3 separate regions of the Homo sapiens genome follow, and all the other regions are linked to region 1. The links are chromatin loops, found by intact Hi-C in ENCODE. Cell type or tissue: OCI-LY7. All regions are shown on one strand. Each heading gives the region's core, and the rest is flanking DNA. Links, peaks and the distances in the headings are about the cores only. Region 1 holds the start of LINC02576 (long intergenic non-protein coding RNA 2576). Region 2 has its middle 9.5 kb from the start of LINC01800. Region 3 overlaps AFTPH (aftiphilin).

Evidence for each region. Peaks named below come from ENCODE experiments on the same cell type or tissue, not always from the same donor. Only the 100,000 strongest peaks of a DNase experiment are listed, where the experiment ranks them.
Region 2: it touches region 1 in a loop (9-fold over the local background); 3 of 110 quality-filtered maps call a loop at or near these places.
Region 3: a loop joins it to region 1, with 5 times the contacts of the local background. A loop is called at or near these places in 15 of 110 quality-filtered maps.

Annotation. Positions count from the first base shown.
Region 1 is chr2:65,029,713-65,035,812 of GRCh38, reverse strand. It overlaps LINC02576 (long intergenic non-protein coding RNA 2576), which reads right to left and starts at 5,086. Exons shown (of 3, transcript NR_183398.1): 1 at 5,001-5,086; 2 at 4,554-4,867. RefSeq lists an enhancer at 3,873-4,736. In OCI-LY7, for the core only: a CTCF peak has its summit at 2,373 (motif pointing right); DNase peaks (open chromatin) are centred at 2,412, 3,002, 4,282 and 5,162; H3K4me3 peaks cover 2,179 bases; H3K27ac peaks cover 3,303 bases.
Region 2 is chr2:64,870,051-64,876,150 of GRCh38, reverse strand. No RefSeq gene overlaps it. Among named protein-coding and RNA genes, the nearest start is that of LINC01800, 9.5 kb to the right of the region's middle. RefSeq lists a silencer at 1-118. In OCI-LY7, for the core only: CTCF peaks have their summits at 2,297 and 2,521 (motif pointing right); a DNase peak (open chromatin) is centred at 2,520; H3K4me3 peaks cover 325 bases.
Region 3 is chr2:64,584,389-64,590,488 of GRCh38, reverse strand. AFTPH (aftiphilin) reads right to left here. Exons shown (of 10, transcript NM_203437.4): 9 at 4,944-5,067. The region is part of intron 3 of LOC105374773 (a long non-coding RNA gene); the gene reads left to right. Among named protein-coding and RNA genes, the nearest start is that of LINC02579, 20 kb to the left of the region's middle. In OCI-LY7, for the core only: CTCF peaks have their summits at 3,202 and 3,417; a DNase peak (open chromatin) is centred at 3,398.

The DNA of each region.
Region 1 (6,100 bases), core at 295-5,294:
TGGGGGCTATTTGATTTTCTGGTGTTATTAGTGCTAATTCGAGAGCTCAGAGGCTTTTATTCTTTTCTAGCTGGCGATCATTCTGTTTCCTTCCATCTTGCTGCGGTCAGCATGTCTGCTTCCTCCCTTCCCATGGAATTATGATCTGTTCTCAGCTCTCCCTGTACCCCTCTCACAGCCTAACAGGGTGCCCTGTACAAGTAGGCACTCAATAACCATTTCTTCCATTGGATTAAACCCAGGAAGACTGGAAGTTTGCCAGAGGAAACAAAATAATTAAGCTTGTTAACTCATTAACTTTAATTTTAGACACATCCCTTAAGCTCCTGAGTATAGTATGGGAAATCATACCTGAGTTCCAAATGGTTGAGGTTGTCAGGGATCTTGGCTGCTGAATTAAGCGGGGTGTATGGCTCTATTATACATGAAAATATGTCTTTGCAGGCACACATAATTGCTGCTAATTTGTACCACAGGAAGAATAAAAGTAGCAAATTGATAAAGAAGACCTATTTCTACTTCTATAATGAAGGCTACTTACCCCCCATACATGTACAACTATTATATATCAATTTAAAAGACAATAGCCCTTGATTACCTTAAGTACAACCCCTACCTTCACTGTAGTATACCAGGATATAAAAGTATTGTCAAGGCCAGGCACAGTGGCTCACGCCTGTAATCCTAGCACTTTGGGAGGCTGAGGTGAGGGGTGTGAGTGGATCACCTGAGGTCAGGAGTTTGAGAGCAGCCTGGCCAACAATGGCAAACCCCGTCTCTACTAAAAATACAAAAAATAGCCAGGCATGGTGGTGCATGCCTGTAAACCCAGCTACTTGGGAGGCTGAGGCAGGAGAATTGCTTGAATCTGGGAGGCAGAGATTGCAGTGAGCCGAGATTATGCCACTGCACTCCAGCCTGGGTGACAGAGCGAGACTCCATCTCAAAAAAAAAAAAAGAAAAAAAAGGATTGTTTATGAAATTCAAAGCTATTTGCTGAAATACAAGCACATTTTTATAAACGAAGGTGACATATTTAAAACACAGAAACAGGTAAATTGGGTGGAAGCAAAATTGACCCATAATTTTATTGGTCTTTCCTACTGACACATTTTAACTATGTTACAAAAACTACTGAAGTTGAACTGTGAGATACATCTTAAGTGCATCCTTAGTGGGCAGTTAATTATTTCTCACTAAATAGAGTTTTGCTCAGGCATAAAACCTTGGAGTCATCCTAGGTTCCTCTGGGCCTCATCTCACATCCTATCTGTCTGTAAATCCTGTTAGCTCTGCCTTCAAAATCTATCCAGAATCCAGCCATCTCAATACTTCCACTGCTACACCCCGATCCAAGTCACCACTCTCTTTTTATTAGCCTCTTAGCTGATCTCGTGCTTCCATCACTGTCTGTTCTGTATCCAGTAGCTGGAGCAACTGTTTATAAGTAGACGGTCTCATCACATCTCTTCCTGCTCAGTATCTTCCAGTGGCTCTTGTGATACACAAGTCCTCATCATGCCCTCTGGCTCTTCCTACCTCTCAGGACTTATTCCTGCATGCTCCCCTCAGCCACTCTACCCGTCACATAAGCCTTCTTTCTGCTCTTTAAACACACAAGAAATATTTCTTGGCCGGGTGTGGTGGCTCACGCCTGTAATCCTAGCATTTTGGGAGGCTGAGGCAGGTGGATCACCTGAGGTCAGGAGTTCGAGACCAGCCTGGCCAACGTGGTGAAACCCTGTCTCTATTAAAAATACAAAAATTAGCTGGGCCTGGTGGCTGGTGCCCGTAATCCCAGTTACTCAGGAGGCTGAGGCAGGAGAATTGCTTGAATCCAAGAGGCAGAGGTTGCAGTGAGCCAAGATCGCACCATTGCACTCCAGCCTGGGCAACGAGAGTGAAACTCTGTCTCAAAAAATAAATAAATAAATAAATAAATAAATAAATAAATAAATAAATAAATATTTCTTGTATGAATGGAATACAATGGTTGCTAAGTGAATGAATGAATTTTATGATAATTATAATCAATTACAGTTAGTACCAGCTATATGCTAGCCCTGCCCAGAGAGATGCTCTTTTACCAACTGGTGTGAACCCGTGGTTCTCAGACTTTACCTGGTATCAGAATCATCTGCAGGGCTTGTTAAAACTCAGATGGCTGGGCCTTACCCCAGAAAAATTTACATTTCTAACAGGTTTCTAGGTGATGCTGGTCAGGCATACACTTTGGCTTAATGATTCTAGGCCAACTGGCCATTCTGAGGAGAAATTTGACAGATTTTGGCCTGGTATTCCTTTCTGCCTCTCTGGGTGAAAAGATTAATTGCAGATGGGTTTGGGGAAAAAAACTCTGAACTTTATTTTTTGATACTTAGCCACAGGGTGGCCCCCTAGCTCCAATAATTACTCCATAGCCCCCACTCCCACCGCATTAAAACACCTTTTGTTATTTGGAGAACTTCCAAGCCATTTCTCTCTCTCTCTCTTTTTTTTTTTTTTTTTTTTGCTTGTTTGTTTGTTTGAGACAGAGTCTCACTCTGTTGCTCAGGCTGGAGTGCAGTGGTGCGATCTCAGCCTCACTGCAACCTCCTCCTCCTAGGTTCAAGCGATTCTCGTGCCTCAGCCTCCCAAGTAGCTGGGATTACAGGCGTGCACCACCATGCCTGGGTAATTTTTTTTTTTTTTTTTTTTTTTTTTGGTATTTTTAGTAGAGACGGGGTTTGCCATGTTGGCCAGGCTGGTTTTGAACTCCTGACCTCAAGCGATCTGCCCCCCTCAGCCTCCCAAAGTGTTGGGATTACAGACGTGAGCCACTGTGCCCGGCCTCTCTCTCTCTCTCTCTCCCCACTCCCCCCACCCCCACCCCCACCCCCCATCCCCCCAACCTTTCTGTCTTTAAATGTAGCTCTAAGGCCACTAGTTTGTTATTCACAACAGGCCGGCCCTTTCATGCATGGGATATGGTGGTGGTTTCCTCAGTAATGTAGGACTCTGGCTCTGTTAGAAGCGACTGTTGTCTTAGACAGAAATGGCACAGGAAAGTAGGTTTGTAAGTCAGAGATCACATGATATCAGAAAATGAAAGGAGATTTCATTTTAGCCCCCAGGAGGGACCCACACACAGGACAAACATCCACTCTTTTGTAGCCCATGCCGCTCTGCACAGGAGGGTCACCCCCTAAGCCTCACCCAGAAGCTCCTCCAAACCTCTTGTCACTGTAGTGGAGAGGAGAGGACCTTTCCTCCCGCTTCCAGCTGCCCTTCATCTCACTCCCAGACAGATAAGAGGGCTGAGGACTGGTAGGAGTGAATGACAAGGACAGAGGGCTGAGGGCTGTGGATGCCACCTTCCTGGGCTGTCACCCCTGGCCTGGTGTTGGTATCTGAAAAGGGGGGAGCGGGCTGGCAGTGACAGACAAAGTGGTGAGTGCAGGGGAATAGGCCCAATCTGCGACCCACGGTCCTCCCTCTCCTCCCCTCTACACCTGTCCTCCTGCTTCTCTTTCTCTGTAGAGTGAAACCCAATTCCAAACGTTAACAGAGTCTGGAAAAGGCATCCAAGTAAAAAAGTGCAAAAGTTGAAAATAGCCTTCCACGTTATAAGGGAGGTTCCACTCCCAGAAAGATAATGACGACTATAAAATTCCAAATGGCACTCTGCCCACTAGCCACATTCTTCAATAACACGGTCTTAGCAGTTTCACGTGTTATTTACAGGTGAAGAGGCAGTAGATCTTTTTTCCCACTGAGGTCTCATTGAGGATATAGATAGGCTGCTTCGGATACTACTGGTAATTTTAATTGTTTCAGTTTCATAAAATGTATGAGACTACACTTCTTATCACAAATATCGTTACTTCACTTCTTTCACTTAGAGAGAGAGGAAGAGGGGTGGAATAAAAGAACAAAGGCAGTGCAATAAAATACTCAAAATAGCTGTAAGACAAATATTGCTCAACAAAGTTGGTGGCAGCACAGAAACAGACCCACTGGCTGGTAGGCAGCAGCACTATGAGAGGGTTTGATGTATTCGCTCATTCACAAAGCCTGCCTTTGTCATGTAATAGGCACTTAGGGGAATCCAGAGCTTGTCTGGAATAGGGGGATGCGTCCTGCAAACAGAAGCAGTTCCAGACCCTGCAGGTTGGCTAGCCAAAGCCCAGCTAACTCCCATCAGGTGTACCTTCCTGAGCTGCACAGACGGAAAACCACAAACTGCTTTTTCAGACTTCCTTGCAGGTCTGCCAAGCAGAGCACCTGTGTGAAACTCAGAAGCTGCAGCTGGGAAGGTGGGCATGGGCCGTATGGGGTAGAGCTTGCTGGGAGATCTGATTGGGGTAGCTCTGAGGGAGGCTCCACTGCCCGGTTCCTAATGTCACAGGTGTGGGCAAGCACCTGCTGCGGAAACTCAGCACTCTTAACTACATTGTTCCTGGCTATTAGCCACCCACCTGTTTCCCTATCCGTCCCAGAAATTCTGTACATTCTTTAATTCTTCCCTGTAATCAGTGCTTTTCTGCTTTGTTGTCTGTACTTGGAACACTTACCAAGAAATTAACCAAATCAGAGATACTCAGCATGGGCTTGAGGAAGATGTGTTTTGACATCATTTTCTCCAAATCTCTCGAAGTTTGTGACAAGTCTTTTTCTGCTACACTTTCTTCTAGTTCCTGTTCACAGTTTTGACCTCTTCCTCCATTTTCTCTGATGTTTAGCTGATTTTTACCGTCTGTTCCATCATCCAGTTCTCCAAGGTGTTCATTTTGACATCCAGCCTGACACTTCCTTCGCACTTTTGTGGCACCTCTAGCACTGCCACTTGCTTGGTTTTTGACAGCTGGTACCATCAACAAACAAATGCCTTGGGGAAGAAAACATGTCAATTCGCATGGCTTGAAATGCAGGAACAAAACAGAAGTGCACACCGACCCGGAGCTTACAGTACAGCGTGCCATGAGAGCTTGCATTGGCCAAAAGCATGCAAGAATACTCACTGTAGCTGATGCATGTTGTAAAAGTCTGCATGAACTCTGTTCTTCAGTGCTGCAATTTCTGATGTGAACAGCACCATCAGCTTTACACAGAACAATACTCAGTGTGGCATATGTACTTTTATTATGCAAAAGAGCGGATGGCAGGACGTTTGAATATAGGGAAGTTGAAAGTCACCTGGAAATGCTTCATGCAAATAGCACTAACTAGGAAGAGAAGGCACCTGTGCTAAGAAAGGGATGTGAAGCGGCCAGTCCAGGATTTGCAGCCTTGTTTGTGTGTTACTATAGAATCGCCTGGGCTCTTTTAAAAAATATTTATTTATTTATTTATTTATTTATTTATTTAGAGACGGAGTCTCTCTCTTGCCCAGGCTGGAGCGCAGTGGCGCAATCTCAGCTCACTGCAACCTCTGCCTCCAGGGTTCAAGCGATTCTCCTGCCTCAGCCTCCTGAGTAGCTGGGATTACAGGCGAGTGCCACCATGCCTGGCTAATTTTTTTTTTATCTTTAGTAGAGGTGGGGCTTCACTATGTTGGCCAGGCTGGTCTTGAACTCCTGACCTCAGGTGATCCGCCTGCCTCAGCCTCTCAAAGTGCTGGGATTACAGGTGTGAGCCACTGCACACGGCCTGGGCTCTTTTTAAAAATGCCAATATATGGCAAAAAACAAAACAAAAATAAAGAGGAAAGTGGGGAGAAGGCCAGGGAAGTTTGGAGGACCCCAGGATTCCACTCACCTTACTGACCCTAGTGGTGTATTGGCTTTTTTAAGACAAGGTCTCACTGTTTCCTAGGCTGAAGTGCAGCAGCATGAACATGGGTCACTGCAGCCTTAACCTCCTGGGTTCAAATGATCATCCCACCTCAGCCTCCCGAGTAGCTGAGACCACAGGCACGTGCTACCACACCTGGCTAATTTTTAAAATTTTTTTGTAGAGATAGAGTCTCACTATGTTACCCAGGCTAGTCTCGAACGCCTGGGCTCAAGTGATTCTACTGCCTTGGCCTCCCAAAGTGCTGGGATTACAGGAGCGAGCCACCATACCAGGCCACTTTCCCCTTTATAAAAATTTAAAAAGAAAAGAAAATCCCAGTATTCAG
Region 2 (6,100 bases), core at 433-5,432, 160 kb after region 1:
GGCTCCAGCCAGCCTACAGCCGAGGTTAGACCCAGCCACAGGGTGTCTGTCAACCTATTCTTTTTTGTGTGTCTGCTTGTTTTACAACCCTTCAAAAATGTAAAAACCTTTGGGTAAGAACAATCCTAATGACACTCATCAGATCCCAGAAAAGGTGTTGGTTGATATGGACAGCAGGACAGTGGCCAACTCCCCCGTGGAAAAAAATAAAATTACATTAAACATTTGAAAAAATATGTATAATGATAGAACCATTTTTAGCTTGCTGGTCAAACAAAACAGGTCAGGACCGTAGTTTTGGGTTTTGGGGTTTGGGTTTTTGATTGGTTTGTTTTTTTAGAATTTAAAGAGAGTGACAATATGCCTTCATGTTAATTATTTAGCAAACAGCAATACAAAATCTGAATTTTAATTCCTCCATTTTTGATTAATGTGTTTATCTTACAAAGTAAATGCACAATAGCAAAATCATATCTTTAACGTTATTCAAGGGCCATCTTTTAAATCTGTGGAAGAAGTCTGATTAAACCGTTCCCAAGAACCATAGTTTACCCAACCCCTGCTGCAAGACAAAAGCAACAGGTGTCAACACTGTATTTCTCACTGTGGACATTTGAAAGGTTGTGAGGAAGAGGAGGCTGCTAGGGGAGAAGATGGGAAAGGGATTGTGGAAGAAGGACAATATGATTGATTTTTAAAATTTCCCTCCAAATCTACACATTTTTATTATACTTTAAAGATTGATTTAGATTCTTCAAGTACTCCAAAATTAAAGTCTTCAGCTATGCCACCTTCCCGTACCCCAGATAATGATTGAGGCTCACAATCTACGATTTCCACTTGTAGAAAATGACATTTACTGCATAACCTCTTCTCTTTCTCTCTTTTTTTTTTTTTTGCAAAGGCCAGATTTCCTTCAGACATGTTGAAGAAAGGATGTATTTTTAATGTTTCCCTTTTCTGTTTGTTCTCTGAATTTTTTATTTTTATTTATTTTTTGTCACAATCAAGATAATTTTCAAATAAAAATTTTTAAGCATATTTTAAGCATATGCAAAAGTAGAAAGACTAATGAAATAACCCCTCATGTACCTGATACTCCTAATTTATATTTAAAGGGCTTTTCTGTGTAAATTAAAGAAATGGTTCTACTTGCTTAAAACATGGATTCAAAGGGAAGAAAGGCTGAGCACACGTGTAATCCCAGTTACTTGGGAGGTTGAAACAGGAAGATTGCTTGAGCATAGTAGGACTCCATCTCTATTTAAAAGAAGAAAAGAAAGAAAGAAAGAAAGAAAAAGAAAGAAAGGAGGGAGGGAGAGAGGGAGGGAGGGAGGAAGGGAGGAAGGAAGGGAACAATACCTCTGCAAATGGCATTTGTACAGAATCCAGTTCTAGGTCATGCCTGAAGTGCTGGGTGCAGGTGAAGGTGGGAGGAACATCTGTAGGTAAGAAAGGGGGACCACTCTTTGATGGTTACCATGGAGACCACTAGGCTAAGATGGTTGAGGTCATTTATGGGGCAGTCAGGTTACTGCTAATGGACTCTGGGTCAGAACTGTAGGATAAACCTCACTGTCTCTGAAATTCCCTCACCTGCTTCCAATAGTATTATCAATTTGAGGATATTCTCATTCTGAATTTCTAGGGTTTGATTAAAATAGAGACAACAAACAAGCAAAACGAACAAGCAAAACAAACAAAGTGTTAATCTGCATACTCACTTTGAGGAGTTCTGGGATTTCTGGGATTTTATAGTTGACTACTTGAGTCCTGTTTACAACAGTAGGGCCCCTAAATCCCCAGAAGAAAGTCCTAGGAGGACTCATGCAGGTCTTGGGGTATTGATCCTTATGTGAGGATGCTGAAAGTATAGCCAGTGACATGCAGTCCAGAAGAGCAGGGAATCTAGCTAAGCCAACAAGATTTGGAGAGTTGGGACTCGCTTTACCCCTCCTGAAGGAACTTGATCCCAGTGTAGAATATCCATCAATTGCCAATGTCCAGGGTTACTTTATACAACAGATCATTTGCTATAGGGCAGATCAGTAAGAAGTGTAACTTTGGCATGGCACTGCCTGGACTCAGGTTCAATCTACAACATATATTATTTCTACTGTGATGTACTCTCTTTAAAAAAAAAATTGTTTTTAAAGAGATGGGGTCTTGCTATGTTGCCCAGGCCGGTCTCAAACTTCTGGGCTCTAGCAGTTCTCCCGCCTCGGCCTCCCAAAATGCTGGGATTACAGGCCTGAGCCAATGTGCCCAGACTGATATACTGTCTCTATCACCTACAAATATGGTTGGCCAGGGGAAGGATGTCTAGTACTCTCAAAGGGCAGGTACACAGGCAGAAGCAGGCTGGGATTAGTCATCAAGGGATAAACATGAGCAGAGGGGACAGGCAGAAGGCCACCCGGGACCTAGACTGCTCCTCACGGTGATGGGGTCCAGGCCTGAGGTCCTTAGTGAGCATTCTGACGCTCCGGAGGAAGAAGACTGCACCGGCGAGGGGCGGCCACCAGGGGGTGCGCAGGGGCCGGAATTTCGGGAACCTAGGGCTGCGGCGGGAGAGAGGCAGGGGTGGCCTGGCAATGACAGGTATGTTATGGGCGGCTGCTGACCTGTCGCTAGCTCCTACATAACCAGCAGTTCCTTAAGGGCAGTTATTGTGTTTTAGTCGCATTGCTTTCCCAACTGCCCATGAGCCTCGTTCTGAGGTTTGCTCTTTCAAGAGTCAAATGGATACGTTTTCACTCTGGGAGGAGGGGAAATGAGGCAGCGCTGCTCAGACTTCTTGGTCTCGGGGCACCTTTATACTCTTAAACGTTACTGAGGACCTCGAAGAGCTTTTAGTTTGTTTATGTGGGTTGTACCTCTCAATAGTTACCAGTTTGTAGATTAAAACTGAACCGGCCTGGCCAACATGGGGAAACCCCATCTCTACTAAAAATTTTAAAAATTAGCCGCCCTGTGGTCCCAGCTACTACTCGGGAGGCCGAGGCAGGAAAATGGCTTGAATCTGGGAGGCAGAGGTTGCACAGAGCCAAAATCGCGCCACTGCACTCCAGCCTGGGTGACAGAGCGAGACTCTCTGTCTCTCAAAACAAAACTGGCCAGGCGCGGTGGCTCAAGCCTGTAATCCCAGCACTTTGGGAGGCCGAGGCGGGCAGATCAGGAGTTTGAGACCAACCTGGCCAATATGGTGAAAACCCGTCTCTACTAAAAATATAAAAATTAGCCAGGTGTAGTGTCGCATGCCTGTAGTCCCAGCTACTTGCGTGGCTGAGGCAGAAGAATCACTTGAACTTGGGAGGCGGAGGTTGCAGTGAGCCGGGATCGGGCCACTGCACTCCAGCCTGGGCAACAGAGCAAGACTCCGTCTCAAAAATAAATAAATAAAATAAAATAAAATAAACTGAAGCAGTCACGGTGGCCCATGCCTACAATCTCAGCTACTTGGGAGGCTGAGACAGGAGGATGCTTGAGCCCGGGAGTTCGAGGTCAGCCTGGGTAACACAGCACAGACCCCTGTCTCAAAAAAAAAAAAAAAAAAAGAAACGTTTAAAAAGTGTAAAATAAAATAGAAACCGACGGCCGGGTGTGTTGGTTCATGCCTATCATCCCAGCACTTTGGGAGGCCAAGGTGGGTGGATCACCTGAGGTCAGGAGTTAGAGACCAGCCTGGCCAACATGGCAAAACCCCATCTCTACTAAAAATACAACATTTAGTCGGGTGTGGTGGCACATGCCTGTAGTCCCAGCTATTGGGGAGGCTGAGGCAAGAGAATCGCTTGAACCTGGGAGGCGGAGGTTGCAGTGAGTCAAGACTGGGCCATTGCACTCCAGCCTGGGCGACAGAGCGAGACTCCGTCTCAAGAAAAACAACCAAAAAAACAAAATGGAGAATTTAAAAAATTTATTTATTTATTACAATAATCAACCTGCTACATGTTAACATAACATTTCTCATTTAGAAAAATACCTATATTTTCCAAAACAAAAAGAAGTTTGGCCCTCTTTTATATTTCTGCAATTTTAAAAAGTGTCTAGCTTAATAAAAGACAGATGGAGTCTCATATCTGCTTTTGCATTCAGTCTGCTGTGATATCAGACTGAGTTTCCCCAAAGCACGCAGCTTTGTACACTCAAGAGAGAACAGGGTGAAATGGGCAAATAACATCTCATATGAAAGTAGTTTTGACCCTGCAGACCCCCTGCCCATTTTGATATTAAGTAGAGTCTAAATGCCATATAGTGTTATTTTGGGATGAGGATCGAATTGCTTTTTGTAAAAGGAAGGTTGCCTTTGGTGAGGGCTGAGGGCTGAGCACCAGTTTACCTGAAGTTCACCCATAGGCAAAGATGTGATGTCCACAGCCAGGGATGCTAGAAAGCAGGGCCTCCGCTGGTGTAGACACACACGTGCTTCATGTCTATTCCCCGTCTGTGAGCAGTAGGGCTCTATTGCAGTTAACTTGTCACTGCTTGCTGTCCTAAACTGCAGCTGATAGAGGAATGGCCAGAGGCGTAGGAAAAGGTTGACTTGCTGGGAGGAGAATCTTGTTTTTCTGATTCAGGTACTCTGCTGACTTTGAAACCATAGGGTTCTTATCAATCCAAAAGTATTTCAAGACAGGCTGGGCACGGTGGCTCACGCCTGTAATCCCAGCACTTTGGGAGGTCGACGAGGGAGGATCGCTTGAGCCCAGGAGTTCAAGGGAGGATCACTTGAGCCCAGAAGTTCGAGACCAGCCTGGGCAACATAGTGAAACCCCATCTCTTACCGAAAAAATGAAAAACAATTAAACTAGTATGGTGGCATGCATGTATAGTCCCTGCTACTTGGGAGGCTGAGGTGGGAGGACCACTTGAGCCCAAGAGTTCAAGGCTGCAGTAAGCCGTGATCACGCCACTGCACTCCAGCCTGGGTGACAGAGCAAGAGCCCATCTCAAAAAAAAAAAAATTATTTTTTTCAGAACAATGGCCCCAACATCTCTGTACCCCTAGGCCTGCCCTGGTGGGGTTGGGAGGGCTGTGCAGAATGTCCCATCTGAAGGCAATGTGGGAGCATTGAGTAACAGATCATGCAAATTTCTTCCCAGTTATTTTCCTCCCAGGGTACCAAACCGAAGGGATGATTGTAATCACCTGAGGAACTTCCTAAGTATACTGATTCCTGGTCCCACCTCAGATCAACCAGGAGGGTAGCCTGGTTTTTAATGTTTCCAGCAATTCTGGTACCACCAGGCTTGGGAGCCACTGGCCTTCTCTAACCCTGTCTACAAACTCAACAAAGGCCCTCCATCCTTAGGGCCTTGAAATCACCTGGAGCATATATTTAAAATTTTGAATTCCAGCCTGTATGGTGTGCATACCTGTAGTCCCAGTTACTTGAGAGGCTGAAATAGGAGGAATGCTTGAGCACAAGTGTTCAAGTATAGCCTTGTCAACATAGCAAGACCCCCATTTCTAAAAAATAAAGTAAAATGTGAATTTCTCAGGCCCAATCCTTAGAGGCCCAATATCTAGATTGGGTAGATCTGGGATAGCCTCAGGAACAAGTTTTTAACCAATAGCCCAGTTAATTCTACTGTAAGGGGACTAGGACCACAGTTTGCCTCCAGGGTTACTGCAGTCTGTGTGTCACACTCCATGTGTCACAGTCTGGGTGCCACAGTCCTTGTGTTGCCCATGAGTGACACTTGGCTGGGCGCGGAGGCTCACACCTGTAATCCCAGCACTTTGGGAGGCTGAGGTGGGAGGATTGCTTGAGCTCATGAGTTCGAGAGCAGCCTGAGCAACACGGCAAGATGCCCATCTCTATAAAAAATTTAAAAATTCACCCAGCGTGGTGGTGCATGTCTATAGTCCCAGCTACTTGGGAGACTGAGGTAGGAGAATCGCTTGACACTGGGAGGCGGAGGCTGCAGTGAGCCATGATTGCACCACTGCACTCCAGCCTGGGTGACAGAGGGAGACCTTGTATCAAAAAAATTTACCAAAGAGTTACACTCCACGTGTCGCCGTGTGTGTGTGTCACAGTCCATGGTGTGTCACAGTCCCTGTGTCATGGTGTGTCACAGTCCCTATGTCATG
Region 3 (6,100 bases), core at 388-5,387, 450 kb after region 1:
AAAGGTCAGTTTCTCACCAATCGTCAATCTCAGCACCACTAACAATGGAGTCAACCAGATGTATGGATCTTCTGATGTGATATAACACCTAGGATGCATTCTAGCCAAAATATTTACCCTGAATTCAGCAAGCCTTTAGATATAATTTCCAATTTACAGGAAAATAGGGAGATAGAGAACACAGCAAATATTACTTGAAGGAAGCAAACAGACAAATCCAGAGCTTTTAGGACATTCTGTAGGACACCTATACTAATCTTTATATAAGCTACTGTTAATAAGAAAACAGAAGGAATGAGGAGATATGCTAGGTTAAAAGGGACTTAAGAGCCCCAACAGCCAGGTACAATAGTCTTCAATTGAATACTGGTTTGTACAAAGCTGAGAAAGGATAGTTGGAGAAATCTGAATATAGCCTAAGTAGATGAAATGAAAACTCACTGAAATGGACAGAGATCACTGACTAAGACTAGGTCAATTTTAGAGGTCAATTCACTATGACCTCTAAAATCTCATTTTTGGTGGAAACCCCCCCCCCCCCCCCATATATGTATTTGCATAGGAAAAGATCTGAAAGAATTACACTAAGGAATTATAGTGATCCTGAATGGTAAGAATGTGATACTTTCATTTTTAATTTTTTTTGGTCCGGATTTCCTAACTTTCTAAAAATATACTTTACTACTTCTATAATGATAAATGGTTATTTAAAACAACAGTGAATAAATGCGCACCTAAATGGACTTTCCCATTTGTGGAGTGCAGTTTGGGTGTAGGAACAGACAGCAAAAAATAAGTTTTTACCTAAGAAACAGTTGGTAAAGATTATTCTAGGGTTTTAAACAATTGCCTTATTTCAGAGGCAATATGAAATTATATTTTAAAATAAAAAGTTTACACAGTTCATAGTTTGTGCATTTATCTGTGGTCATTGTGCATGGGTGTGAGCTAGTCTTCTTAGAATATGGGAAGAAGCAAACACTTAAGGAGAATTTGAAAATAAAAAGTTATATCATGATCATTTCTCAAAGGCAGTGACCTAATTTTGATCTATTCCTCTCTAGTGAAGATTTATCCTTTTTATCAATGGAATATAATTGAGAATATAATTGAGAGTCCAGGAAAAAAACATGATCAATTGTTTTTTAATTTTTGTTTTTGACAAATGTGCCAAAACCTTTCAGTGGGGGAAATCATTTCAACAGTTTTCAGACAACTGGATATCCACCTGCACAAGAATGAATGTGGACTCCTACCTCATACCATATACAGAAATTAATTCAAAATGGATTAAAGACCTAAATGTAAGAGTTGAAATTATAAAACTCTTAGGAGAAAATCTAGGTATAAATCTTTGTGACCATGAATTGGGCAATGATTTCTTAGATATGATACCTAAATCACAAGAAAAATTAGATCTTATCAAAATTAAAAGCTTTTGTGTGTCAAAGAATACTATCAAGATAATGAAAAGACAACCTGCAGAATTGGAAAAGATATCTTCAAATCATTTCTCTGATAAAGGCTTAGTATCCAGAATATACTTAAAAATCTTACAACCTAACAATAAAAAGACAAATTATCCAATTAAAATATAGGCAAATGGCTGGGCACAGTGGCTCATGCCTGTAATCTCAATACTTTGGGAGGCTGAGGAGGGAGATCGCTTGAGCTCAAGAGTTCAAGACCGGCCTGGGGCAACATACTGAGACCTTGTCTCTACTAAAACAAAAACAAAAAAGGCAAAGGATCTGAACAGATATTTCTCCACAGAAGATATACAAATAGTCGATAAACACATGAAAAGATGCTCAACATGATTAGCTATCAGGGAAATGCAAACAAAAATGTCAATGAGATATCACTTCAAACCCACTGGGATGGCTATAACCAAAAAGACCAATAACAAGTGTTGGTAAGAATGTGGAGAACTTGGAATGTATATTACTGGTGGGAATGTAAAATGGTGCCATCACTTTGGAAAAGTTTGGCAGTTCCCCAAAGAAGTTAGAGTTCCTATAAGACCCAGAAATTCCACTCCTAACAGAGTTGGAAACATCTGTCCACACAAAAACGTATACACAAGTGTTCACAGCAGCAACACTACTCATAATAGTCAAAAAGTGAAAACAACCCAATTATCAACTGATTAATGGAAAAGCAAAATGTGCTATTTCCAATGAAATATTATGCAGCCAAAAAACAAATACGGATACATACTACAACATGAATGAACTTGAGAACAGAATGCTAAGCAAAACCGAGACACAAAAGGCTGCAGACTATAGAATTCCATCTATATGAAATAACCAGAAAAGACAAATCTGTAGAGACAGAAAGCAGATTAGTAGTTGCCAGGGCCTGGGGAACGAGAGGGATAAGGAGTGACTGCTAATGGGTACAGGGTTTCTTTTTGGGGTGATAAAAATGTTTTGGAATTAGATAGTGATGATGGTTGCACAACCTTGTGAATATACTAAAAACCAGTGAATTGAACACCTGAATGAATTATAAATTTTTATCTCAATAAAAAGGCCTAAAAAAGAATAAAATTTCTTTGACCTGCATAAACTTCAGTTACAGGTCTATGGCTACTAACTAGCTGTCACTAATTAGTAGTGATTTAGAATAGGAAGTAATTTTCCTCCATATTAGGAAAGTTAGGCAAGAAGATGGAACTATTTTAAAACTAAGAACTTGCACTTCTTTAAAAAACTCAAAGTGAGAAGTCACTTTCACAACTTGTGTTCCAAAAGAGAAGAGCACATATAAATTCCCTGAGACACTCAAAGGCACTTAGTAAAGAGTACTGGATATTGTTTGGTCCATGTCAAATTTCTTCTACCTTGACCACTGTTTAACTCCTTCTTACCCTATAGTCTATCAAAATGCCTTTTCACTTTATCTTCTGCTTATTGGCAATAGCCAAGAAGATTTTGCTGAGCTTTATTTTTTGCAGTTTACTTTATTCAAGAGAAAAATGAAAGAAAACCTAAAAATAAGATACTAAAAATGCTTTCTGAAATTATGCTACCAGCCTGTCTCTGCTCTGTACGATTGAGAATCACTCGTTGGGACATTTTACAGTATTTTAAGACTTGCGGGCATTTGTATTTTTTTACCATTTTCAAATGACATTTCTCAAAACAGAAAATACAAAGTTGGCAACCTGTTCTCTCCAATTTATTTTGTTTTAAATATGATGCTGGACAGGTCCTAGCGAGTAACTCAATACAGAATTAGCAGACATTAACTCCAGGATACATTATTAGTTCATTCCCTATTAGTATAGAACAAGAGAAAAAATGAAAATAGCTTCTTAAAGTGATAGGGCTTGGAAGAGTTCTCTAGATTCAGCATGTTTCAAGGATGAGTTAACGAATTAGGAGAACAAGTTAAGGTGGTTTAGAGCTCCTCCTAATGGCACGAAATGAATTCTCATCATTGGGATTTTCAAAACTTCTATAGTTCTTTGGTCAGTGAGACTGCAGGGGAAACAAAGGAAGGAAAGAGTAGAACTGTCCCAGAAAGGGTTGTCCTAAAAATAGCAGGGGGAAACCCAAACAATAAAAGCATCCTTTTTGGTTTTTAAGTCAAATGTGTGTTAGCTTTTAGTTAACATATACAAATTTCTCATCCATTTTTTTCTATGAGAGGAGTTTCGATTTGAAGAAGTGATTTATTTGGAAAGAAAAAAATTTAAAAAAAGCCACATAGCCACATTTACAAGTAGGTTCATTGAAGAGGAGGCTTTGGCAATGCCAGGTGGCATACTGCAAAGACATGGGGCTATGAGAACAATGGAGAGAACTGGCAGACAAACAAGGATTTACATGCTACAAAGCCATTCTAGGGAAAAGTTAAGGGTAGTCTAATGTATAATAATGTATTTCATAATTATAAATATTAAAGGCAATAAGAAAAATCTGGGGGAATAAAAGCACACAAAGTTTAAAAGACAATATGATAATTCAAGCTAAAGTTAAGAGAGAGAAACATTTATTATTCACAATAAAAAAGGCTTTTTTAAATGGATGTCTTTCTATAGAAGAATCTATTTAAAATATAAACCTGAATTTAACATGTGATTGGGATGTATTTATTCAGGAGAAAGAGCTATAACACTTCTTTTAAAGTAGGCAACTAATAGGTAAATAGTTCCACTTTAAAATGCTGATGCATCACAGATTTGAGACAGCAGAGCTGGCGTGTCAATCAACCAGTATTTGCTTTTGCACTAGTGATTTCCTGGTTCAGAATAGTATCTTCCTGTTAGAAACTGGCTTAGTCTTATGGTTAACAATAACTCAAAGCAATGGATTGTACTAGCCTAATCATATGAAACTAAAGATTCTCTGAATCGCAAACACATGGCCCGAGTGACATTCCGTGCCTTTAGTTCCAACACAGGGAGATGGTAATTGCTCTTCAATAGGCCATGCCTCTGAAGGGGCTTCTAGAAAGCCTGGTAAAGTAAGGCTTTACCTCCCAAATCAGAGGTGCATGTCAATGAAAATTCCAAGAACCATCTTAGCCTGCAAGTAAAAAGATCAGCCTAGGTGACTCCAGGATTACAAAACTGGGTTCTCAAAGATGATCTTCTCAGTAATTATGAAGAGAAAGGGAGAGTGTTTCTATAATGGCTTTATGATCACAATACTTAATCAGAATTAGTCTCTACAAAGTGAGGTGGGGGGGCAGGGGGTGGGGGAAGAAAACCACATCTGTCAGCCTTGGCCAATCTCTTATGAAATAATCCTGTTCTAATAAAGTTCATAATTAAACATAATTTGATAATATTTTCTGGACTTGGGCATCGACTGACTTTTATAAAGCAAGTTGTGATATAATATATTGAAATGCTGTCAACTGACATGCTTTTTCCTTTGGGTCGTTTTATCTCAGAATTCAAAATGTGGGTATAATTGACACTATTTATTTACCTGGTAGATGTGCTTGTCTTCTCTACTGTAGACATGAGTCTTGCAAATGCATCAGTCACTTTGAGGCTTGAGGTGGAGATTTCCAGCTTAGAAGTTGTTAACTCATACAACTCCGGATCCACACCTTATAGTATAAAATGATAGTCAGTGATGGCAGGCTGCAATGGGTTACCCAGTTAGCCACAATCCAAGATGCAAAAGGCAATATTCTGTAAACATCTGAGTGTTTTACAAACAGAACATATCTTTAGAACACTGCAATACTGCATTTATTTTTTACAGTATAAACTCCACTTTTTGGAGTTTTTATAAAACAGGAAAAGACTTTTCAAATTCCATTTTGGAACGAATATATCCTTAAGCTAGCATTTATGCAGCAGATGCTACCCAAATACTTCTAAAATTTCTATCTGCTATAGAAAACTCCCCCAATTTGGATTAGGATGTGATATAAAATTATCAATGTTTTATAAATAGAATGCACATGATGTGACACCCCATTTTTCAATTAACTAATCTCATTTTAAAAATTTTCCTGTTTCCTCACCTCCTTATTTTTTCTCTATTTTCTTCCACAGAAAAAGATTTAGAAGCTACCACAAAGTCTCAAACATGGTAAATGATCTGGTTAGTTTAAATATATCATGACTGGCCAGGCGCGGTGGCTCACGCCTGTAATCCCAGCACTTTGGGAGGCCGAGGCGGGCAGATCACAAAGTCAGGAGATCAAGACCGTCCTGGCTAAAACGGTGAAACCCCGTCTCTACTAAAAATACAAAAAATTAGCCGGGCATGGTGGTGGGCGCCTGTAGTCCCAGCTACTCAGGAGGCTGGGGCAGGAGAATGGCATGAACCCGGAAGGCGGAGCTTGCAGTGAGCCGAGATCACGCCACTGCACTCCAGCCTGGGTGACAGAACAAGACTGCGTCTCAAAAAAAAAAAAAAAAAAAAATCATGACTAAGGACTAATCATAAACATATACCACATAGCTCTTTCTTCAGGTTAGAGGTGGGGAGGGTAAAAGATTTTCAGAAAAGGTGAGTAAAAGTACTACTTTTGAACAAAATGAAAATTCTTGTCTACAGGGTTAATTTCTGTAGTCTCATGTCTGAATCTGGTAGTCATTAGTTCAAATATCTTGTTAGAGTAATTCAAA